Regions from separate parts of the Mus musculus genome. Here region 2 is linked to region 1. Evidence: chromatin loops called from intact Hi-C (ENCODE). Cell type or tissue: heart. All regions are shown on one strand.

Region 1 (5,000 bases):
ACCCCATGAGGATACTTCTGGTGTCCCAAGAGGGGATTCTTTTTTCCAAAAATGTGATGTCAAACTTGGAACCTAGGACCTTGCAGGTGCTAGGCAAGTACCCTTCCACTGAGTGACTCCTAAATCTAACATGCATGTGTACATACCATTATTTAGCAAGTATATTGAGTACCTCCTGTGTTCTGAACCTCATCCATTTGTTTCAGCAAGCAGAGTGGATAGATCCCAGGTTTGGAGTTGAGGTTCACCTGAATCAAGTGTCAAGTCCACCATTTCCTGAATATTTGGTCTCGTATGAAACTTATGGAATATGCCATTTTGGGAGACTGGAGTAAAACTAACCTGCTTTCCCCCCCCCCCAGCTCTCAACGTCTCAGCAACGTCTATGACCCTGGAACCATGGATTCTGATTTATACATTGTCCTTTCCAAGAGCAGCAGAAGTATAATGGGTAGGAAACTTATAGGGAGGACTCAGCACATGGTGGCCTCTGCTCGGCCAACAGCTGTCAAGCCAGCCCTTCCCCCTATTGCCCACAGACACTGCCTCCAACCCTGGATCCTGTTTAGGAGCCTGATTCCCACTCCTTCCCCACTCCTGCAGCCAGTCTTCCTGTAGCTAATGCAAATCTCTTCATGTCAAGGGGCATTCAGGATACAGTTGTGGGAGTGTCCGTTGTTTGTTCTCCTCTCTGAGAAGCAATGAGGAGCCCCAAAAACAGCTGCCTCCATTCTTGTCCAGAAGGTCAACTACTCTTGTTTAGAAGGAAGGGGACCCCTAGGACCCCTTTGTTTCAGAGTCTTGCCTTTCTGCTGCTCTGCTTATCTTGAGAAAACTGGAAGATTATTGCAAATAGTTTACATGGGGAATGTCAGCTGCCCACATATGAAAATATACACATCATTAAGACCTAAGTACTTGTGTCTGGAGATAGAGTGGACAGTCTCCTGCACTGACCTTTTGTCTAGTAGCAGAATTACTTCTAATGAGCATTGAGCTCCTCAGAGGATGCTTCCATATTTGAAGCAAAACATATGCTGGATATTAGCTTTTTTTTGTCTGAATGTATGTCTGTTCATATGCTCATGCATGCACTATATATGATGTGACATACCATACAAGCAGCATTCATTAAAATTATTCATGCATAATCTACCATGCCTCCTTTTCCAATGTCCATAGGCCTTCTGACAAGGCTTGCTCTTCAAGGCCACAGTCACATTCTTACATACTACCTAGGAAGGAGTTTGGCATCCTTCATATCATGCTGCTATTTAGGGATAGGGCTCTCTGACCAAAGTTTTAAAATTTAGTTTTTAAAACTCAGCTGTGTGACCTTGGGCAAATTACTTAAGCTCTAATCTGTTTTTGCATCTGTAAACTAGATATGCCAACAATAAAACTTGCCCTGAGGGAGTTATACAAGATCACACTGTGCCTAGCCCCTATACCTGACATGTTAAAGTGTTCATCATGCAGCCACCATAAGGACAACGATCATGGCAGTTATCACTGGGAGGTAGGATTAAGTGGAAAGGTCCGAGTTGCTCAGGCTTTTTGGCTGTGGGTCTCTGAAGCCTCTCTTGAGTCATGGGTACCATGATGGGTGAGAAGAGTTTTTTCCATGGGAACAAGCAAGGGCCCAGTGGCTTGAAGTCCATTGCACTGGCCAAGGAACTGGGAGAAAGGCCAGAAGAGGAAGCAGGTCTAGAAGGGTATTTTAGGAACAACTCTAAGAAGGTTCATTCCTTGGTCTTAAAGGCAGTGAGGATCATAGATTGTTGTATTTAAGAAAACTCCTTTGAGAGCTGGAGAGATGGCTCAGCAGTTAAGAGCACCGACTGTTCTTCCAGAGGTCCTGAGTTCAATTCCCAGAAACCACATGGTGGCTCACAACCATCTGTAATGGGATCTGATGCCCTCTTCTTGTGTGTCTGAAGAGAGCAGTAGTGTACTCATATACATAAAAATAAATAAATCTTAAAAAAAAAAAAAGAAAAGAAAACTCCTTTGAGGGCTTTGATGTAAAACTTAGGGTAAGTGATTAGCAGGAATCTAGGAGGGGCCTCCTGTGAGGGGCTTCTGGAAAGCAGAGTGGTAAGATGGAGGTGGAAATAGACAACCTGGTTTTGAGTGGAGCTCATAAGGTCAAATTGTGTCTTCCCATGGAACTAGATCAGAACCTATGAGGGTCAAGTCCACAGCCTGCATGGACACCCCTTAGCTCTACCACAAGCAAACATTAGGACCCTGGGGGTCTTTTCTCTCTTTTTCTATACCAGTTTGCCATGGTAGATTGAAAAGTGAGCTCCCTTTGAGGGTTCTTTCTAAACTTTTCACCCCTTTTTAGGGTGCGTATTTCTAAGATGGCTCAGAGTAGGGCAGAGGATTATTGATGACCACTGAGGATATGAGGTAGTGGGGTAGTCTGAAGATCCCAGAACACTTGTTTGTGTATGATCTTTCCACTTTGAATTATTGAAACAAGAAACTTTGATGGAGGGACAAGGTTTTGGTGATGAGAGCCGTAGACATTTGGGCCTTCTCTGCTGCACAGTTCTCTCTCCTTTCTATGCCCCTTCCTTCCTTCCTTCCTTCCTTCCTTCCTTCCTCCCTCCCTCCCTCCCTCCCTCCCTTCCTTCCTCTCTCCCTCTCCCTCTCCCTCTCCTCCTCCTCCTACCCCCCCCTCTCAGATGACACAATTGAGGTCATCAGTAGCTCCATTTTTAAGGATGTCCTCTGTAGACTAAAGACTGCAGTCTGCACCTGCCCATGATTCCTTTTCTCTGTCTGTTTTCTGACTGGTCTCACTGTGTAACCTCAGGCCTTCACCTCTTCATTCAGCAAATCCTCTTATCTCCCTTAAGGTCTAGCTTTTATCTTAAACCACTTAAAGTTCCCTTCCCAAATTGATCAGTTATTTTTCCCTTTTGCTGTTACAGTAAAGGCCACACTGGTAGTGTGAAAGTGGTCTATGATTATTGTATCAGGCCTCCCCACCCTTGAGGATAGAAAGCTGGCCCTGTGGCCTCTCCCTTTTATTGGGAAGCAGTACTGGAGGGACTCAATAGCACCGCCTCGTGTGTCAACTGTTAGACTGCTGGTGTTGGCTCAATAGGTAAAAGTGGGGCTGGGCTTGACTGCTAGCTGCCCTTGGGTTTGGATCTGTCTCTTTGTAAGGTCACCAACAGTGGGCATGTGAGTGTCAGCAGAGGCCTTAGGTGCGTGTATGTGGTGGTGGTGGTGGTGGTGGTGGTGGTGGTGGTGGTGGTGGTGGTGGTGGTGATGAGCTACATGTTTCTTGATTAAGTGCTGAGTAAAATTCTAGCTGTAGCCATATCCCAGAACAAACCTATGCCTTCCTTTCTATTCTCCTCATCAGCCTGCCTCAGTTCCCAAAATTTCCAGGCTTACTTCTGTTATGAGTTAAGCACTGAAGGTTCTGTGACATCACAGGCAGGGCTCTGGAGAGCCAAGCATTACACAGTACTGTTCTCGGGACACTGGGATGGGAGAAGTTGTAACTTTCCACAAACACTCAGCCTCCAACCCACCCCCAACCAAGCATGTACTCATTCCAGATCTGTTGCTTTACCTACACAGCTTCAGGGTTCCCCAACTCTCATCCAATCAAACCTCTTCCTCAACCATTTCCTCTACACATTCCAAGGCCTGTTGTCCCTGCATCATGCATGACTGACCACTAGTGCCACAATTGAGCATTGCATTGGCTGTGTTCCTAGTTGCCATGTTGAAGCTTAGGGTCACAGAGTGGATGTCATGGGAGGTAATGACAAAAGGGAGGAAAAAGGCCTAGACATAAATGAAGGGACAAGGCCATCCATTGTCAGGGGCCTGCCCTGCTTCAGAAAGGAATAGTTTTTCTCTGCATGGGAGTGCCTAGGAAAACTCTTATATGATTTTCTTTCTCTTTCTGACTGGAGAGGTATGTCCTGATAATCTTAAGCTTTGGGAACTGATAGAGTCCCCAAGAACAAGAAGAGGAAGCCTCAGGAAGAGTAATGGACAGAGCAGAAAAGTCAGTGAGGAACACTGCCCAGGAGAGTGGCACACAGACCTGGCATTTTCTGAGTCTTCTGGCAGGCCCAGGTGTCCAGTATAGGCCTGTCCCTTCTTATTGGCAAATCTCATTCCTTGGAGTAACTGGAAAGAGGATTCAGTCTCTTCATATTGAACCAAAAGCTGAATTTAAAGCTATAGTTTCTAAGCCAAGACATTATTATGTTTCTTATTCAAAGCCAATATTCTACATCTTCCCTGCCAGGGCTCTTTGCTTGTAGGCAGCCAACCCCAAATATGAGGATTGCCTGATATGTGCACAGATGGGTCACCTCCAAACTTATGCTGGTCCTTTTGTCCTTGAGAACCCTGTCAGTTGCCCTCATCTACAGATAAAGGATGAAGAGGGATAAAGAGGCCTCAGTCTACTATTTTGTCTCTGACTTAATCTTCTCAAATTTTCCCAGATGAACTTATAGGCTGGTGGCAGACCTTACAGTATTTTGCTTTCTACACTGGCAGAGCCTCCAAGGGCTGAGATTATACTGGGAGATGGAGCAGGGGACCAGGTGACCATTATTATTACTTTCAGTCAGATCTCAACCAAGCATAGTCCATCCTAGGTTCAAATTCCTTCTTTACCATTTCTTGGCTGAATGATCTTGGTAAAATTACTTAACCTTTCTGAACTTTCATATTCTGCAAGGTAGATGATTGTACTGGCTAGTTTTGTGTCAACTTGACACAGCTGGAGTTATCACAGAGAAAGGAGCTTCAGTTGAGGAAATGCCTCCATGAGATCCAACTGTAAGGCATTTTCTCAGTTAGTGATCAAGGGGGAAAGGCCCCTTGTGGGTGGGACCATCTCTGGGCTGGTAGTCTTGGATTCTATAAGAGAGCAGGCTGAGCAAGCCAGTGGAAGCAAGCTAGTAAGGAACATCTCTCCATGACTTCTGCATTAGCTCCTGCTTCCTGACCTG
Region 2 (5,000 bases), 110 kb before region 1:
ACAAAACCAACATCAAAAAAAACAAAAACAAAAAACAAAAAACAAAAAAAAAACAAAAACAAAAAAACCTGAGGTGCTATTTCATAGAATGTGGTCCCGAAGAAACTGGGGACAAATGACTCACTGAGATACAGATACTGGTTCTGAAAATACCTGTTATAGAGTCCTGGCTCCTTTCAACACGCTTCACCTCTGCCCCCTACCCTAAACCTCTCCAGCCCCTGAGCTTTGCTTACCTTCCTTCCCTCAGCTCTTTTTTTTTTAAAGATGTATTTATTTATTTTATGTATATGAGTTCACTGTAGCTGTACTGATGGTTGTGAGCCATCGTGTGGTTTCTGGGATTTGAACTCAGGACCTTCGGAAAAACAGTCAGTGCTCTTAACTGCTGAGCCATCTCTTCTGCCCTTCCCTCAACTTCTTATTCCTATATAATCTAGCCATTTTGGACACACTCTTTCTTGATTCTCTACCTTCTTGGTCTTTTGTCTCCCTCTTTTTTTTTCTCTTCCTCTCTCACTCATCCACTTCTCTCTTCTCATGGCCAGTCTGTTCTACTGGCCATGTTCAGTTTTAGTCTTCTGGATGCCTCAGACTATTCTCTTTCTCATATCTATAATAAAAACATTTCCCTCAGCCATACCTAGGAGTGGTCATATCCTCATTTTTATTCAAAGCTGACTTGATTTTGCAGACCTGAGGGAGAAACTGAATTTATTTATTTATTTATTTATTTATTTATTTATTTATTTATTTATTTATTTATTTCCTTACTTACTTGTTGCTAGTACTGATTACAGTTGCCTCATTTTTATTCAAAGCTGACTTGATTTTGCAGACCTGAGGGAGAAACTGAATTTATTTATTTATTTATTTATTTATTTATTTATTTATTTATTTCCTTACTTACTTGTTGCTAGTACTGATTACAGTTGAATGGCCTCTCTGAGACCTTGCAAAGTTTTAGACCCATGGGGATGTCTCATGGTAGCAAAGATATGTGGCATTCTCTCAGTCTTTCTTCCTTATAGTCTTTTATGCTTGTCCTGCACCCCTGTATGCCACCAGGTATTTTTTGTCAGCAGTATTTGTTCCATCATAGGGGGAGTTTTTGCAGGAAATTAGATGACTTGACACATGCTTCCCATTATTGAGGTGTTAATGCATGTGGCCTCTTCTCTCACAATTAGAGTGGCTTTACAGAACAACAAACAATGGTGGTGCAGTTTCCTGTGGGAGGGAAGAATGGGTGCAGGTGGGTGGCCAGAGCCATGGTCCCCAGGGAAGTGGTTTCCTGAGAGCATCCTGAGCCCTGATTCCTGAGGTGGGGTAGTGACACGTGTTTTCAGCTTTGTCATGAGCTGCTGTTCTAGAGGCTTCCCATGGGCTAGCCCTGTTCAGATGGCATTTTGCTTTTACTTCTGGAGAAGCTGTCAGGCTAGCAGGAACTGCCAATTCTGCTCTCTAGATCTCTTGCCCTAGCCTGGATTATTGACTACCTGCTGCCCTAGGTCAGCCTCCCTTAGGCTAGCCTCCTGGCTTCTCTGTTCTGCCATTAGCCTTTGAGATCTTTGAATGTACTCAAACCACCCCCACCCCCTTGTCATTTGATTGCTTACTGACCTGCAGGGGTTGACACAAACATTCCCTTTCAGGACTTTTACACTGGCTTTCTGAGTATCCCAGCCTCTTTATTCTGCCTTCTGGTCTAATACTCAATTCCACATGGTATATCTTCCCACTAATTCCCCAATTATCAAATAAGCTGGGTTATTTGCTGCTGATTGTATCTTACTTCACACTGCCCACAGCCTTCTTTAGTGAAGATCTTCAAATGCCAGGTATTCTGATATGTGAGTTGGCTAAGTCTCTTAAGAGATTTCAGCAGTTTCTTGGGGCAAGTGTGAGGTTAAGGGTGGCTTAAGTAAAACAATAGGCCTTTCCATCCAGCAGCTTAAATAGTGGTGTGATTGGCATAGTTAAGAAGAAGAAGAAGAGGAGGAGGAAGAGGAGGAGGAGGAGGAGGAGGAGGAGGAAAGAAAAGCCCCTTGAGCTCTTTAAGAAATCTCTGGAAATTACATCTGTATTTGAGTGAACTGTCATATTGAGCCTCCAGTGGAGCACAACTGTGGAATTCAAACTCTTGTACCTCAAGAGAACCAGGATGAAGGAGAGGGCAAAATCCCTTGAAATGTCACCAGTGTTATTATTAGTCATAATATTATCTTTGTTAATAATAATAATAAGACCCACCTAAACCGTAGACAGTCATTTCCGTAAGCTACACCATCAGAGTCAGATAGCACTAAGGATCTGGGAAGGCGCCAGGGTGAGAGGGATGGAGTATTTGCAGGAAACCCCACCCTGTCCACACATGTACAGCTACATCCTCCACGCCCTTTAGGGCACTGGTCAATTGAAGCCTGGAGCTCCAGCAGGCACTTGCACAGTGTCCTGCAGGCTTTCATCCTTTCTGCCCTGAGATACAGTATGGTCTGTAGGTTTGGGAACTCCGGGGTAGTTTCTTGTACAAAACTCTAAGGCCTTTTTTCTTCTATTGTATGCAGACCCCAGAGATGTCTGAGACAATGTGTTTCCTACAGATTTTGTTTGCCTGCTCTGGCTTTTTTGTTTTGCTTTAGTAAACAGACATTTAACATATACAGATCTGTATACTTGACAAGGAGAAATCTGGAGCCTTCCACAGGCAGCTACACTGAGTCATTTATTCCTTGAACTTGAAGACCTTGGATAGTCTAGAGCTTTGTTGGTGACTCATACCATGAGTCCTGAGCTGGGTGTAAGGGCTTCTGTTGCCAGCTGCAGCAGCAATGGGGTGACGAGCTTGCGATTAGCCAGGGGGGAAAAGATGCTTCAGTCCTAGGTTATGATGAATTACAGCTTCTAAACCCTGGATTTGACTTTCAAGAGTTTAGGTCTGAGTCCTAGTTAGTACTCAGAAGCTGCTTATCTAATAAATATTCTTGGTGATTTGAATTGCTGTGAAGCCAAAGATAATCTTTGGAAATAATTTGGCATGAGCCTGTTTTTATCTGTTGAGCTTTGTTTGTGTGCCTCATATGTCTCAGTGATTTTACTGGGAAGGACTTGACCTGAGGACCCACTTTAACCAGAATGGAACCTGAGCATAACCTCATAGACTGGTTTGATCAATATGGATATAGTACTGTTGTCCCATTCATCCAAAATGGTTCCAAATGTTTCACATGGGGCTCTGTGCTTGTTCAACAGGGCAATAGCCAAGGGCACAGATTCCAAATGGGACAGACCTGGGTTTTCACACAAGCTTATGCTCTATCTTTGTTTGTTTGTTTGTTTGTTTGTTTTTGAGATAGGATTTCTTTGTGTAGTTTTGGCTTTCCTGGATTATTAAGCTCTGTAGATCAGGCTGGCCTTTGACCTACTCTGCTTTCCAAGTGTTGGAATTCAAGGTGTGGGTCACCATTTCTGGTTCCTTCCATCTTTATGAGCTAAGACTTGATACTTAATTTCCTAGGACATTTCTTACACATGAATCTGAGACATAAGAGCCCTCTTCTCTAGACAGCTAAGAGAATTACCTGCACCATTGTCTGTGAGGTGTTTGATCCATGCTAACATGAACTCAGATCACTGTGGTAAATGCTGCCTCAGTGATGAGCAGGTCACTGGATGCCTCAGAATCTAGAGGGACAGCAGACTGATTACAGACAGGTGATCTTGTCCCATATTTAAGATTCTGCATGTCTTTTGTAGTCCTATTTATAGACCCAGGAAGGCCTGCTCATCAGAAGGCCTCAAGCTGTCTGGATAGAACTTCATGGAGGAGGCAGGGAATGACAGGAATATAATGGTCCCTCTTTTATGACCTTCAAAGTATTTTTGTTTGTTTGTTTGTATCTTCTAGGGTATTTTCTAGGATATCTTTTTTTTTTTTTGTTACCATGTATATGGGGATATATGCCCAGAATATAAACAGAGTTAGGCTGGAAGTGGCTTTACATTTGAGAGACTCAATTGAAGAGGGGAAGTTTATGTGTAGGTTTCCTTGAAGGGGGCTGTGGTGGCTCTATTTCAAGTTCAAAAGGACTAATTTTGAGATATATCCGTATATCCGTTCTGAGGTTGGTCATATTGGAGGTTATGGTTGATGTTACTCATATAAAGGAGATTTAAACTTAGTCCCTTCCAAATGGAGTTCCTTTGCCGAAGTCTATTGTCTGCCTTAGTATATCAAGTCAGGAGTTTTAGGAGGTGAAGTATGGAGATGCACAGAGCTTTTCTCAAAGGATTTTGAATAAGTTCATGTATGGAGGGTCACTCCATATATAGTGGATATTTGGGGCAGAGTGTTAGCCTCTAGTTCTCTAACCTTCCCAAAGAACCAGCATTGGCACCCTCAGTGAACAGGTGTAGATGGAACATAATTGATTACAGGACAGGACTCATTTCTCCAGGCTTTGTCTCCCTTGGCTACTTGCTTTTCAATGCTGGTTTGGAATTTGTATAGTAGTGGGAATGTGGCTGAGCTCTTGTTTTTAAACAGCATCCCCTTCAATTCTTATGGGTTTTATCAGATAGCAAGGCCCACATTTAAAAGCCCAGGGTGCTTGGTTTGAAGAAAAGTTTGATTAGCCATTAGCAGCTAGTTAACTGGAGGCTAGGTCTACTTACTTCCAAGAATGGAGACAGATTATAACATTTACCTGCTGAGCACATTGAGAGTCCAGATGAATTAGAGACCACTGTCATGGCCACAGAAATACAAACCACACACTGCTCTTTGAGATATCTAACCTCTACAAGAAAAAAGAAAAAAGAGCTAACCAGTGACAGATGTTTAATGTGTGCTGCATATGGATTTTGAAGGAGGGGCCTCTTGAGGGAGACCCAGGCAAGATTCCAGGCATCTACTTTCATGTCCTGCTTCTGTGCGGCACTTACTGGCATTTTCTTCTAAAATAACTGCCCCATTATCTCTACCTGTTGATTCTGCATTC

What was found. A loop is a pair of places that touch in the nucleus more often than their neighbours do. Peaks named below come from ENCODE experiments on the same cell type or tissue, not always from the same donor. Only the 100,000 strongest peaks of a DNase experiment are listed, where the experiment ranks them.
Region 2: a loop joins it to region 1, with 1.8 times the contacts of the local background. A loop is called at or near these places in 3 of 42 quality-filtered maps.

Annotation. Positions count from the first base shown.
Region 1 is chr19:61,061,528-61,066,527 of GRCm38, forward strand. The region is part of intron 4 of Grk5 (G protein-coupled receptor kinase 5); the gene reads left to right. It also overlaps a transcript of Zfp950 not described here. Among named protein-coding and RNA genes, the nearest start is that of Gm22520, 50 kb to the left of the region's middle. In heart, CTCF peaks have their summits at 3,042 and 3,709; no DNase peak of the experiment used is centred here.
Region 2 is chr19:60,947,892-60,952,891 of GRCm38, forward strand. The region is part of intron 1 of Grk5 (G protein-coupled receptor kinase 5); the gene reads left to right. Among named protein-coding and RNA genes, the nearest start is that of Grk5, 61 kb to the left of the region's middle. In heart, no CTCF peak of the experiment used is centred here; DNase peaks (open chromatin) are centred at 1,320, 2,350 and 2,810; H3K27ac peaks cover 908 bases.